Linked DNA regions of Homo sapiens: regions 1 and 2 are each linked to region 3. A link is a contact called in ENCODE Hi-C or POLR2A ChIA-PET data. All regions are on one chromosome and are shown on one strand. Each heading gives the region's core, a stretch centred on a gene start or an enhancer-like site at or near the end of the contact. The rest is flanking DNA. Distances are from core to core; before and after follow the strand shown.

The links. Hi-C counts contacts between places; a loop is a spot of excess contacts on that map. ChIA-PET counts read pairs that join two places held with the same protein, here RNA polymerase II (POLR2A). Pooled maps may share reads with other maps.
Region 1: a loop to region 3 is called in a pooled map, with 10 times the contacts of the local background. The contact joins the promoter of MDH2 here to the promoter of EIF4H in region 3. A Hi-C loop is called at or near these places in 7 of 50 pooled maps.
Region 2: a map of naive thymus-derived CD4-positive, alpha-beta T cell shows a loop between it and region 3 (16-fold over the local background). The contact joins the promoter of POR here to the promoter of EIF4H in region 3. A Hi-C loop is called at or near these places in 1 of 168 maps with a recorded cell type or tissue (naive thymus-derived CD4-positive, alpha-beta T cell) and 7 of 50 pooled maps. POLR2A ChIA-PET finds 5 or more read pairs at or near these places in 1 of 52 experiments (CD4-positive, alpha-beta T cell).

Annotation. Positions count from the first base shown.
Region 1 is chr7:76,045,535-76,049,617 of GRCh38, reverse strand. It overlaps MDH2 (malate dehydrogenase 2), which reads right to left and starts at 1,512. Exons shown (of 9, transcript NM_005918.4): 1 at 1,392-1,512. The coding sequence starts at 1,457. STYXL1 (serine/threonine/tyrosine interacting like 1) reads left to right here and starts at 1,618. Exons shown (of 9, transcript NM_001317785.2): 1 at 1,618-1,956. RefSeq lists enhancers at 581-1,362, 1,638-1,717, 1,828-1,917, 1,363-2,145 and a silencer at 1,228-1,387.
Region 2 is chr7:75,913,805-75,917,494 of GRCh38, reverse strand. It overlaps POR (cytochrome p450 oxidoreductase), which reads right to left and starts at 2,340. Exons shown (of 16, transcript NM_001395413.1): 1 at 2,316-2,340. It overlaps MIR4651 (microRNA 4651), which reads right to left and starts at 2,298; the gene lies at 2,226-2,298. LOC124901680 (a long non-coding RNA gene) reads right to left here. Exons shown (of 2, transcript XR_007060393.1): 2 at 3,001-3,199. RefSeq lists a silencer at 2,133-2,622 and an enhancer at 2,883-2,932.
Region 3 is chr7:74,172,310-74,176,213 of GRCh38, reverse strand. EIF4H (eukaryotic translation initiation factor 4H) reads right to left here and starts at 1,858. Exons shown (of 7, transcript NM_022170.2): 1 at 1,772-1,858. The coding sequence starts at 1,830. RefSeq lists enhancers at 793-1,305, 1,306-1,819, 1,801-2,095 and a silencer at 1,598-2,107.

The DNA.
Region 1 (4,083 bases), core at 263-2,762, 1.9 Mb before region 3:
TCTCCCTGGACACCCCTGTCCTCTCTTTGGTTGGCTGCCCCTCCCCCACACCTCATCCCTCCTGTCCTGTTTACTCATTCCCTAAGACCTTCATCGCCTCCACCTGTCCTAAGTTTACTCATTCCCTAAGACCTTCATCGCTTCCACCTGTCCTAAGTTTACTCATTCCTGTCCCATATCAAGTGTCACTTCTCACTTATCTTGGTATCCCCTGCAGCACCCAGCATAGTTGTTGGCAAGCACAGGTACTTAATGTACTTATCTGTATACAGCTGGGCCCCCACTTCACCGCAGCGCAAAAGCATTTGGTACATTCAACTTACAATGGGGTTGCCTGTGGGAACCCATTGCAAGTTGAAAATACACAAAGTTAAACTCGCCTTTTGACTTAGGATATTACCAACTTGCGATGGGTATGGGAAGTAGCCATCAATCCAGGAGCATTTGTATTTATTTTTCAAATGAACTGGATGTACAGGAAACTCGAGAACTTCGATGATAAATTTGGATTCCCCTTTAAAATTACCTCCCTCTTGGGCGTCGTAATTAAAAGGCAATGCGAGCACCTCCTGGGTTCTCAAAATTAGGTTTAATTAGATTCACCTGGTAAAAATGCGGACCCCCCCCCCCCCCCCCGCAGTCTTAAGCTTCTTCAATGAACCCAGACGTCTGTTTTTTATTAGCTTTCTGGTGATTCTGACACACTGCAGAGTTTAAGAACCACCATTCTAGAAGATGGCTAAAAATAGCCTAGGCTCCTAGGCTTAAGTGGTCGCGGGCCAAGTCAAGCACTGTTAAGACACCTGGCGGCAGGCTCAGTCCGCCCACAGCAGGAGAGATCCTCCAAAAAGGTTAAGAGGAAGCCGTCTTCAGGTCAGAAGCGCTGAATTCTAATCCTCTGGCCAAATGACTGTAACCCTGGCCCAGTTCTCTAGCCTCGGTTTGTCCATACTATGGAATTAGGAAGTATACGATTTCTTTTATTCACGCACAACTCACACGGATGCTGCAAGGAGATTAGCTACGTCAAAGCAATGGAACGCTGCAGAAAAAAACGTAAGTTTACTTTCAGATGCAGAGCCCTGGTTTCCCAACCTTGAAGGCGTGCAAGCCAAGAGCAGGTCCTCTGGGAAATCTGGGAGACCTGGGGGAACCCTGACAAATGGACCGGCCCTGGAGCGGGACTACCTCGCCCCCTTTTCCCCGGCTTTCTCCCCCGCACCTCCAGGCCAGTGTCAGGGCCTGCCCCGGGCGCCACAGTCTCCAGCCAGTGCCGGGCATCCCTGCGGTCCAGGCTGGCCTGGAGAGGGTCAGAGCTGCCCGCGAACCGGGGACGCACGTGGCCCGGGCCGGGGGGCCTCCGCCTGCAGGCCGCCCCTCGTCTGGCCTACCTGGGCCGAGGTGCTGAAGCTGCGGCGGAGAGCAGCGCTGGCAGGCCGGGCGAGGGCGGAGAGCATGGCTGGAGCGGGAGGGGCACCGACTGGCAGGCACAGGAGCTGGTGACGGGGAAGTGACTCCAACGACCTCCACACTGCCCAGCGCCTGCTCTCTGGGGCCTCGCGAGAGTGACCGGACTTCCGGTCGCGCTCGCCTCCGGGATCTCGTGAGATCACGGCCACTTCCGGGAGTCGGAAAGGAAAGCTGTGGGACCATCCTGGCAACCCCGGTGTTTGGCTGGGTTCTAGCGTAGCCGTCTGTGTGGCCGGTGGGGGACCTGCGGTCGGAGTGGGAGGGCCAGTCTGCACCCAAGAGGTGGAAGAGGACGGGCTTTAGGCTGGAAGCGCCTTAGAGGAGCCATTTTTCCAGGTGGGGCCCCAGGCAGAGGCTCCGACAGGGAGCCTGGCCATAGTCGCGCAGCCGGGGAGGTGGAGCGCGTCCCAGACCCGAGCCCCCGACCTCAGCCAAACCCATTCCTTCTGCCCTTGGAGGCCAGAGGGGACTCTGAGCTCCGGAAAGGTAGGGTCAGGGAGGCTGAGAGTCCTTAGGCGGGGTGGGAGGAAGGGGCCATCTCCTCAGATCCGGGCCGTCGTTTCCCAAGTTGCAGAGACCCTTGGGTTCAGGTTTAGTGACACCACTGCTGATAATGGCGACCTCCAGCCCTGCAAGCTTTAGAGGACCACTATTCTGTGTTCCAGATGAGCAAATAGGTTGTAGGGACAACAACTTCCGTGGTCATACAGTTCCTGTCTTCTCTCGCCTGCCCGGCAGTGCTCTGACGGTCCCACTGTTTCTGCTTTACGAATAAAGACACTGTGGCTGAGGCCAAGTGGATTTGTAGAGTTTACGCAGACAGAAAGTCGAGTAGAATTCCTTGCTCACAATGAGTTTATTACTTAAATGTATGAATTTATTTATTTTTTTGAGACGGAGTCTCTCTAGCCCAGGCTGGAGTGCAGTGGCGCGATCTTGGCTCACTGCAACCTCTGCCTGTCAGGTTCAAGTGGTTCTCCTGCCTCATTCTCCTGAGTAGCTGGGATTAGCGCACCACTACACCTGGCTAATTTTTTGTATTTTTTTTTTAGTAGAGACGGGGTTTCACCACGTTGGTCAGGCTGGTCTCGAACTCCTGACCTCGTGATCCACCCGCCTCGGCCTCCCAAAGTGCTGAGATTACAGGCGTGAGCCACCGCGCCCGGCCTGATACATATTTTTAAAATTAAACAACACCCCCAGGCAAGGTGGCTCATGCCTGTAATCCCAGCACTCTGGGAGGCTGAGGCGGGCCGATCACTTGAGGCCAGGAGTTCATGACCAGCCTGGCTAACATGGTGAAACCCCATCTCTACTAAAAATACAAAAATTAGCCCAGCGTGGTGGTGTACACCTGTAGCCCCAACTACTCCGGAGGCTGAGGCAGGAGAATCGCTTGAACCCGGGAGGTGGAGGGAGGTTGCAGTGAGCCGAGATAACCCCACTGTACTCCAGCTTGGGCGACGGAGAAAGACTCTGTCTCAAAAAAAAAAAAAAAAAAAGCCGGGTGTGGTGGCTTATGCCTGTAATCCCAGCACTTTGGGAGGTCAAGGCGGGCAGATCACCTGAGGTCAGGAGTTTGAGACCAGACTGGCTAATGTGGCGAAACCCCATCTCTACTAAATATACAAAAATTGGCTGGGCATGGTGGCGTGTGCCTGTAGTCCCAGCTACTCAGGAGGCTGAGGCAGGAGAATCCCTTGAACCCAGGAGGTGGAGGTTGCTGTGAGCCAAGATTGTGCCATTGTACTCCATCCTGGGTGATAAGAGCTAAACTCCGGCTCAAAAGCGCGCGCGCGCGCGCGCGCACACACACACACACACACACACACACACACACACACACACACACACACACACACACACACACACAGCAGATAAGCTGAGACATGCTGGAAGAGTAGGTGTTTCTCAATGGAACATTCAACTCCAGAGGAGGGAAAGATCCCTTGCCTTGGAATCAGAATTCTCAAAGGAGGGGCACTAGGGCCTGAGCATTTAACAATGGGAAATGTTTAGACAGGAAAGGAGGAGAAAAAAGGCCAAATAAAATCCTAGCGGGAAAAAATAAGCATAGGCCAGTATTCAGGGGACAGTGAATAGATCATTTATTTTGGAGTGGGGACATTAGGGCAAGCAGTGTCCTTTGTTTATCTTATCACTGACTGCATCTTCTGGTAATTATTTACTCCTCTGTCTTGTAACTGAGAGCACCTCAGAGCCAGGTATTAAGTCTTGCCAGGTACTAAGTCTTTCTTCTGTTTTTTTTGTCCAACATGCGACTGGGCTGAAAGGGCCTCAGTGAATTTGTGGAGAGTTGAGTGGTTTTAGGTACAGCTGGAAACAGCAGGTTGGGAAAAACTAGATTGTGCCGGTCCCATGAATGTTAGCTGAGAAGTTTGTATTTCATTTCTTGGGAAGCAAGTGTTTATCAAAGGTTGTTTATTTATTTGAGATGGAGCCTCACGCTGTTGCCCAGGCTGCAGTGCAGTGGCGCGATCTCGGCTCACTGCAACCTCCACCTCCGGGTTCACGCAGTTCTCCTGCCTCAGCCTCCCAAGTAGCTGGGATTACAGGTGTGCACCACCACACCTGGCTAATTTTTGTATTTTT
Region 2 (3,690 bases), core at 1,091-3,590, 1.7 Mb before region 3:
CTCCCTAAAGCACAAGGACATCGAAGCTCTTGTAGGGGCGGCCAGCCTCTCTGGAACCATGAAAGGTCCTATAACTTCAAGAGCTTCCATCAGAAAAAAAAAAAAAAAAAAGAAGAAGAAATAAGAAAGCCAGGAACGGTGGCTCACACCTGTAATCTCAGCACTTTAGGAGGTCAAAGCAGGAGGACCACTTGAACCCCAGAATTCGAGACCAGCCTGGGCAACATGGCAAACCAAATCTCTAAAAAACATTTAAAAAATTAGCTGGGTGTGGTGGTGCGTGCCTGTACTCCCAACTACTTGGGAGGCTGAGGAGGGAGGATTGCTTGAATCCTGGAGGTTGAGGCTGCAGTGAGCTATGATTGCGCCACTGCACTCCAGCCTGCACGACAGAGTGAGACCTGTCTCACAAAAAAAAAAAAGTTACTTAAAAGCTAAATTATTTTTAACTTGAAATGTTCCATGGACTTCACGAGTAAATGTTCTGGATTTGCCAAGCAGTTTTGATTTCAATTGGCCTGTCTCCTAATCATACACAGACTTACCTAACACAGATTCTGATTTTCAAGGGGTTAAGGGTGGATCAACCCAGAGTTAACCAACAGCAGGTCCTAAAATTCAGGTATGTCTGGCAGCAAACATCCTCTGTGGCATTTATAAACTCCTACTACCCAGGACGATCCACACCTGATTTACATTGGCTGCGGTCAATGCTGCTGTTTTCAGGAATATCCCTGGGTTGTTTCATTTCAAATCTACCTATTATTTCTTCAAGTGCTAGACCTGAAGAATTTTGGAAAATTAAGATCACTCCTAAGTTTCCACACCACCACGCAACTGGCAGCTAGCATCCCATTCTCTGAAATGCGGATGTTGTACAAATACTTTTTATAATAAGCTATCTGCTCAGCGAAAGTTTCCAACATTAGATGGCATGAAGGTCATAAGTAGCTCAAAAACCACTCTCTTAAAAGGAAAATAAGAACTCCTAAAACAGCCCTCCTCCCAAAAAAAAGGAAGTGGACCTTTCTGGGTTCCCTGGTTTACTAACTGGGCCTTTGGAGCTGTTCTCCTGACCAAGCCAACCCCATAACCACTCAAAAGGGATTTCCGTAGGTAGAACTTGCAAATGGTTAATGAATCAATGCCTTCTCCATAAAGCAAGACCCAAGGAATTACAGCAGTGAACAACGGTGGGGATACTGGATCCCCCAGAGGGTTCCATAAACGTTCTGCTTACAAGGAGGATTAAAGTTCTCGATGCCACTCTCTGGGACCCTGTCTTGATCCTCAGAATCTCAACCCTGTGGGGAGAGCAGGGTGGCTGTCTTACTACCAGACCCACTGATCAGAAAACGGAGGCTCCAGGAGGTATCTTGCTTGCCAAGAATCAAACCAGGGCCACCCAGTCCAGTCCTGTCTCCTTTTGTGCTGGCATCATTCTCCAGCTTGGCCAAGCTCAGAGGCAAGGCAAGGCAAGGCTGCAGCTTTAAGGGTTTAAGAGAGGAGACAGCCACTTTCATTGAAACAGCCCCAAACTCCTTATTAGTGGTCACCAGTTTACACAAGGGTAACTCGTTTTGAAAAACAATACGCAGAAAGTCGAAGTCAATCAAGCTCACTGAAACCTCTACTCTCCTCCCCCTGGCGCCCAAGAGACCTTGAACTCTTACCCAATTGCTCCCCCGATCTAAGGGTGTCCCGGCTCCCCCAGGAGATCCGGGTACCTGTGTTGTGGGGGCCGCCGAGACACCTGACTGCGAGGGGCACTGCCCTCAGGGATGCAGGCCGGGCTGGGGGGCTCCCGTGATCCATCGACTCAGCCCACCTGATGCTGCAGGGTTAGATTCGGGTCCCATGAGCATGCATCGAGCGCCTCTCACGTTAGGTACCCCCAGAATTCGCTGCCTCCCGAGGCCCATTCATCGTACAGATGGGGAAACTGAGGCTCGGAGAGTTAAAGTGGCTTAGCCCGTGGGGGGCGGCGGCGCGGGGACTGGACCCCGAGCCCTGAGATACCGAGCCCTAACCCTCAGCCGAGGGCCTGCCGGGCTCTCTCGGCCCAAGCTGTGGAAAAGTCGACCCTCAGGCCGCCGCGGGAGATCAGCTCTAGGGGAAGGGCGACGCGGAGGAGGGCCGGGGTGGGAGCCATGCCTTCCGCCCGAGCGTCGGGCCAGACGCGCAGTGCCCAGGCCCGAGGGCCCACCCCGACGCAGAGAGCCAGGCGGCCGCGGTGAACTGAGGCGCCCGGCAAACCCCGAGTCTTGGGGCCCGACCTCACCCACCCCGCCGTCGCCGCGAAAGATAGCACTCACCGCTGGCAGCCCGGCTGCTCTCTGCGGGCACCTGGGCAGGGCTCAGGCCCACACCACTGAGGCGCTACCACCGCCTTCGCCGGCCGCGGGGGTGGGGGCGTGGCCATTGGGCCGCCGCCCCGCCCACTCGAGCCGCGCGTGCATTCCCGGAGCCCCGCGCTTCCCCCTGCAAATTTGCGCTCTTGGTACGGCCCGGCCCGGCCACGCCCCCTCGCGGCTCGGCTGGGTCGCCCGGCAGAGAAATGAAAGTGCGTGGTTCCGGGGGTGGCGGAGTCGCCTGGAGACGGCGGCTGCGGCTTCTACAGCTCGGACCCTGCAGGTCACCGGGCCGGCTGCCCACCTTCCCGGGGATCACTGCAGAACTGTGGCTGTGCGCCCGCCGGTCTAGCCTCCTCCTTCGGGCCGCCGCTTGCTTGTGATCGCCACATTGTCTCCTCCACGGCCCTGTTTCCTCACCTGAAATTGGCGAGGCTTCAGGCCCAAGTCGTCTCCCTGGGTTCCCTCCATCCAGCCTGACGGCGGAGGGCGCGCGTTTGTTTTTAGAGACAGGGTCTCGTTCTGTCGCCCAGGCTGGATTGCAGTGGTGCAGTCACAGCTCACTGCAGCCTTCAACTCCTGTGCTCAGGCGATTCTCCCACTTCAGCCTCCCAGTAGCTGGGACTACAGGCGCGCCACCACACCTAGCTAATTTTATTTTATTTTATTTGCAGAGATGCGGTCTCGCTATGATGCCCAGGTTGGTCTCGAACTGGTCTCAAGTGATCCTCCCTCCTCGGCCTCTCAAAGCGCTGCGATTACAGGCGTGAGGTCCCACACGCTGCCTAGAGCTCGCTTTTGAAGGCCGGCCTGTTGGGGGTGGGAAGTGACCAAGCAGGAGGCAAGCCCTGGATGGAAGAGGAGTGGGGGGATACAGAGAGCTTCTGGGGTTTGAAAAGTCTGGCAGCCTTGGTTGGGGAGTGAAGCCCACCTCTGCCTCCTGCTATGGTTTCTACTTTACAGGGTCATGAAGATTAAGTGGTATAACCTTTGTTCCTAAAGGATTTAGAGCACGGCATTACTAAGTGTTCTCATCGCCATTGTTATTATTACTACTACTACTATTATTACTAGCTGTGCTGTGAATTCCTTTTGCAACACTGTGCAACTCACTTCTCTCAGAGCCCCTTCTCCATCTTTTAAAAATAGCCCAGGCACGGTGGCTCACGCCTGTAATCCCAGAACTTTGGTAGGCTGAGGTGGGCGGATCACCTGAGGTCAGGAGTTCGAGACCAGCCTGACCAACATGGCAAAACCCCGTCTCTACTAAAAATACAAAAATTAGCTGGGCATGGTGGCGGGTGCCTGTAATCCCACCTACTGGGGAGACTGAGGCAGG
Region 3 (3,904 bases), core at 609-3,108:
AAATTCACCAACAAGTTTTTAAAACTACTTCTGAAAGTAGCAATACTTTATGTAGTTTCACATTAATATGAAGCCAAATAGAAAATTCCAAGTAAGTGAGACATAGAAGATGCTTAACAGTAAAGAGACTTTCTATTAGGAAGTTCAAGTGATGCACAGTGCTACCTAGGAAACTCTCCTATCAGTTTTTGGAGTACACCTGGGGCAAATGGCTAATATTTTCATCTGCTGTGGAGATTTGAAATTAATAGCATCTTAATAGAATTTTACTTCTGATTGTTCCTGGCACCCCCAAATGTCAAAATTTGACACCAGAAGAGCTGGCAAATGTGTCTGAAGGAAATTTTTTTAAATCCCCACACTCAGTTTAATAAGGTCACCTTATTGTAGTCCCAATGCAACTAAAACTTAAATTGACCACGCTGTTTAAGAAGAATTTTTCTGGGTACTTCTGTGAACGTTTTTTGGAACTAGGAAAAAAAAAAAAACCCTAGTTATTAAATTTCGAAATGACTTGAGAACAAATTTGATGTTTAGAAACCTAACCCAAAGGCGATAATTTCATGTCATCCAACATTTACTTCTTTTTTTATTAGCAAATAAAATGTTCTTTGGAATGACAATAGCTCCACCTACACCGGCACACTTCCACGTTACAGTATCATGAACATTAGCTACACTCCTGCCCCGAAACAAGCTTTTGTCTGAGCCGTTCCCAAACCAAGGTATTAAAAGTGATCATTCTTTACCAAACAAAGATACTTTTGGACTGCAACCCAGGAGACTGAACACCTCAGTGTGTATTATTGTGGTGTTATCCTGGGAAAGTAATCCTTTCTGCAAGAAAACACAAAGCCCAAGTGTGTCCTTGACAAACAGCAAGATGTTCATAGCCTATATTCTAACGAGGCAACTTGTATTTAAAAAATAAAATAAAAAAAAGTGCAGAGTCCTGGAATTAAACACCATGAGCTCTCTATTCAAAGATGTTTCTTTTAAGCAAAGTGTTTCAATTATACATAGTTGTCTGCATTTGACAACAATCAGGACGACGCTAAATGCGGTTCCTTCTCCAGATCAGAGCGAGAAACCAAGGAGAAATGAAATTGTGCCAAAGAGCACGTAGCACCTGTCAAGGCACTGTGACCCAAGAAAGATTAATACAAAGAAGCTACGATGGATTTATCTCCTTGGTCTCCCCCCGCCCGCAAGGAGTCGTACCATCCCCGGGCCAGAGCCGCCAAATCCCTGCCTCACACGTAAGGGGAAGGGAATCGCCCCTCTTGGCTGCCGACCTTCCCCAGTCGGCCGGCCTCGTGGCGAAGGGGCCAGGGGCCTGCAAGGCGGGCAGGCAACAGAGGGCCGCGAAAGAGGCCGGGACCGGAGCGGGGCAGGCCGTGTGGCCCGTACCCCAGCGCCACAGCTCAGCCCCGCACTGGTCCTACCGTAGGGGGGATGGGGCTGGAAGCGGGCGCTCGTCTCCGGGCATCGGCGCCGCCGCGGCCAAGGCAGGGCAAAAACCAACACGTTGTCGTTGGCGGGAGGCAGTGGAAGGGATCCGCCCCGCAAGCAAGACCCCGGGAGCCCAGCCGCCGCCGCCCCGTCTCCGAGCGCGCCATTTCCAGGCCCCGGCCCTCCAGGCGCCGCTCCTAGGCCTCCGCGGGCCCCCGCCTCCCGCCGCCCCGGCTGAGCGCAGGACGGCCGCCACCCTGACGGCCCCGACTCCGCCGGTCCCGCAGCCCCCGACGGGGCCCGCGCACGCCCGCCTCACCCTCTGCCGCCGCCGAAGCTGCTGTAGGCCCGATCGTCGTAGGTGTCGAAGTCCGCCATTTGCCGTCTCCGCTCCGAGAGGAACCAGGGTGAGCGAGGAAGGACCCCGCAATATAACTCCCCCCGCCCCGCCGCCGGGGCTGTCCGCCGCGCCGCCTGATCGCAAATCCCTTGGACGCAGGCACGCGCACGCGCGCGCGCGCACGCACGCACGGACGCTGGCCGCGCAGCGCCCGGCCCTGGGCCCACCGGCAGCTGCCTGCCCCGTGCGCTCTGCAGCCCACGTGGTGCGGCGGCGTCCCAGCTGGACGCCTGCCCGGCCTACGCGGCCCATTATGTGCTGGCCCTGGGGTGCGCCCGTGGCTGCCTCCTATCCCCGCCGCACCACGCCCGTGCGCGCCGGCCTTTCCGTCCGTCGGCGGGAGGTGACCTGGAGAGCTGGGGGGAACTCCCTCTCCAGTTCGCCTGGGACGCTGCCTTTCGGCCTCCATACATGGCGGGGACCTCGGAGGCCTGTCCCGCTTGGACCCCCAAGTGGTCCCCGGGTGACACCCAAGTAAAGGCCACCTCCTTCTCCAGGCAGGAGCTGGCCACACGATGAGGATGCCCCGGAAGGGGGTGCGAGGCGGTGGGATGCAGACACGAATCCTGCCTTCCAGGGCTTACTCGCTGCCTGGGTATTGGGGGGTTTTGAGAGGAGAGAGTATAGGTGATCGGTGACTTAGCAAGAGAGACTGCACATCTCGGTTTTTTGCAGAAGTCGTTGCCTTGGAAAAAGAATTGGATACTGTTGTGGATTCCATCATCTAGCAATAACAAAACATGGTTATGCAGTGGGAATTAATTACACGGGTAAATTTCCAGGTTTGTGATTGAGATGGTAGTAATTGTGGATGCCACGATGTTGACAAACCTTAATTATCTAAGCACACTTTGAAAGAACCTCATAGAATTTTGTTGTGATGTGTACCTAGGTATCTTCCGCTTAACCATTACTTTTTATTATGTATTTATTGGTTCGTTGTTGAGACAGGGTCTCGCTCTGTCGCCCAGGCTGGACTGCGGTGGAACAGTGGTAGCTCACGGCAGCCTTGACCTCTTGGGCTCATGCCATCCTGCCGCCTTAGCCTCTGGAGTAGCTAGGACTATAGGCGGGCAGTACCTCGCCTAATTTGCATTTTTTTTTTTTTTTTTTTGAGATGGAGAATCAGGTTGGAGTGCAGTGGCGCAATCTCATCTCACTGCAACCTCCACCTCCTCGGTTCAAGCAATTCTCCTGCCTCTGTCTCCCGAGTAACTGGGGTGACAGACGTGCACCACCACACCCAGTTAATTTTTGTATTTTTAGTAGAGACAGCGTTTCACCATGTTGCCCAGGCTGGTCTTGAACTGAGATCCACCCGCCTTGGCCTCCCAAAGTGCTGGGATTACAGGCATGAGCCACCGTGCCTGGCTCTAATTTGCTTTGTAAAACATTTATTTGTAGAGACAGAGTCTCACTATGTTGCCCAGGTTTGTCTCGATCTACTGGCTTTTAAGTAGTCCTCCTGCCTCTGCCTCCTAAAGTGCTGGAATTACAAGCATGAGCCACTGTGCCCTGCCAACTTTTATATTTGAGTATCTTCTCCTTCATAGCAGTGTTAAGATGGACAGAGCATTATCAATTCATGAGTTAATAGTGTTGAACTCACTTATTCATTTTTCTGTGCCTTTTTCTTCCCAAGTAATAAAACACTTTGCTGCCTGATAGACCTAGATTGAACCTAGGCTCAGTTAACGTCTTACTGGCTGAGTGACCTCGAGGACGTTGCTTAACCGCTTTAACATGCCTGTTTTCTCATCTATATAATAATGTCACCTACCTCTTCAGTGTTGTAAAGATTCAAATTAGTAAATATGTAAAATTCCTGGCACACAATATATATTGGGGACCTACCAAGGTGTCTGGCACCATTATGGGTGCTTTACCTGTAGATAATAATTTCCAAACCTGTTTAACAGCTGTGGAACCACCCAGAGAGAAAGAGACTTGCCCAAGGTCACCTAGTTTTGACCTTAGCACATGGCTCAGAAAATAACCAATGGTTTCTTCTCCTTGCGCAGTTTAAACTTGGACCCCTGCTCCATGCTCCTG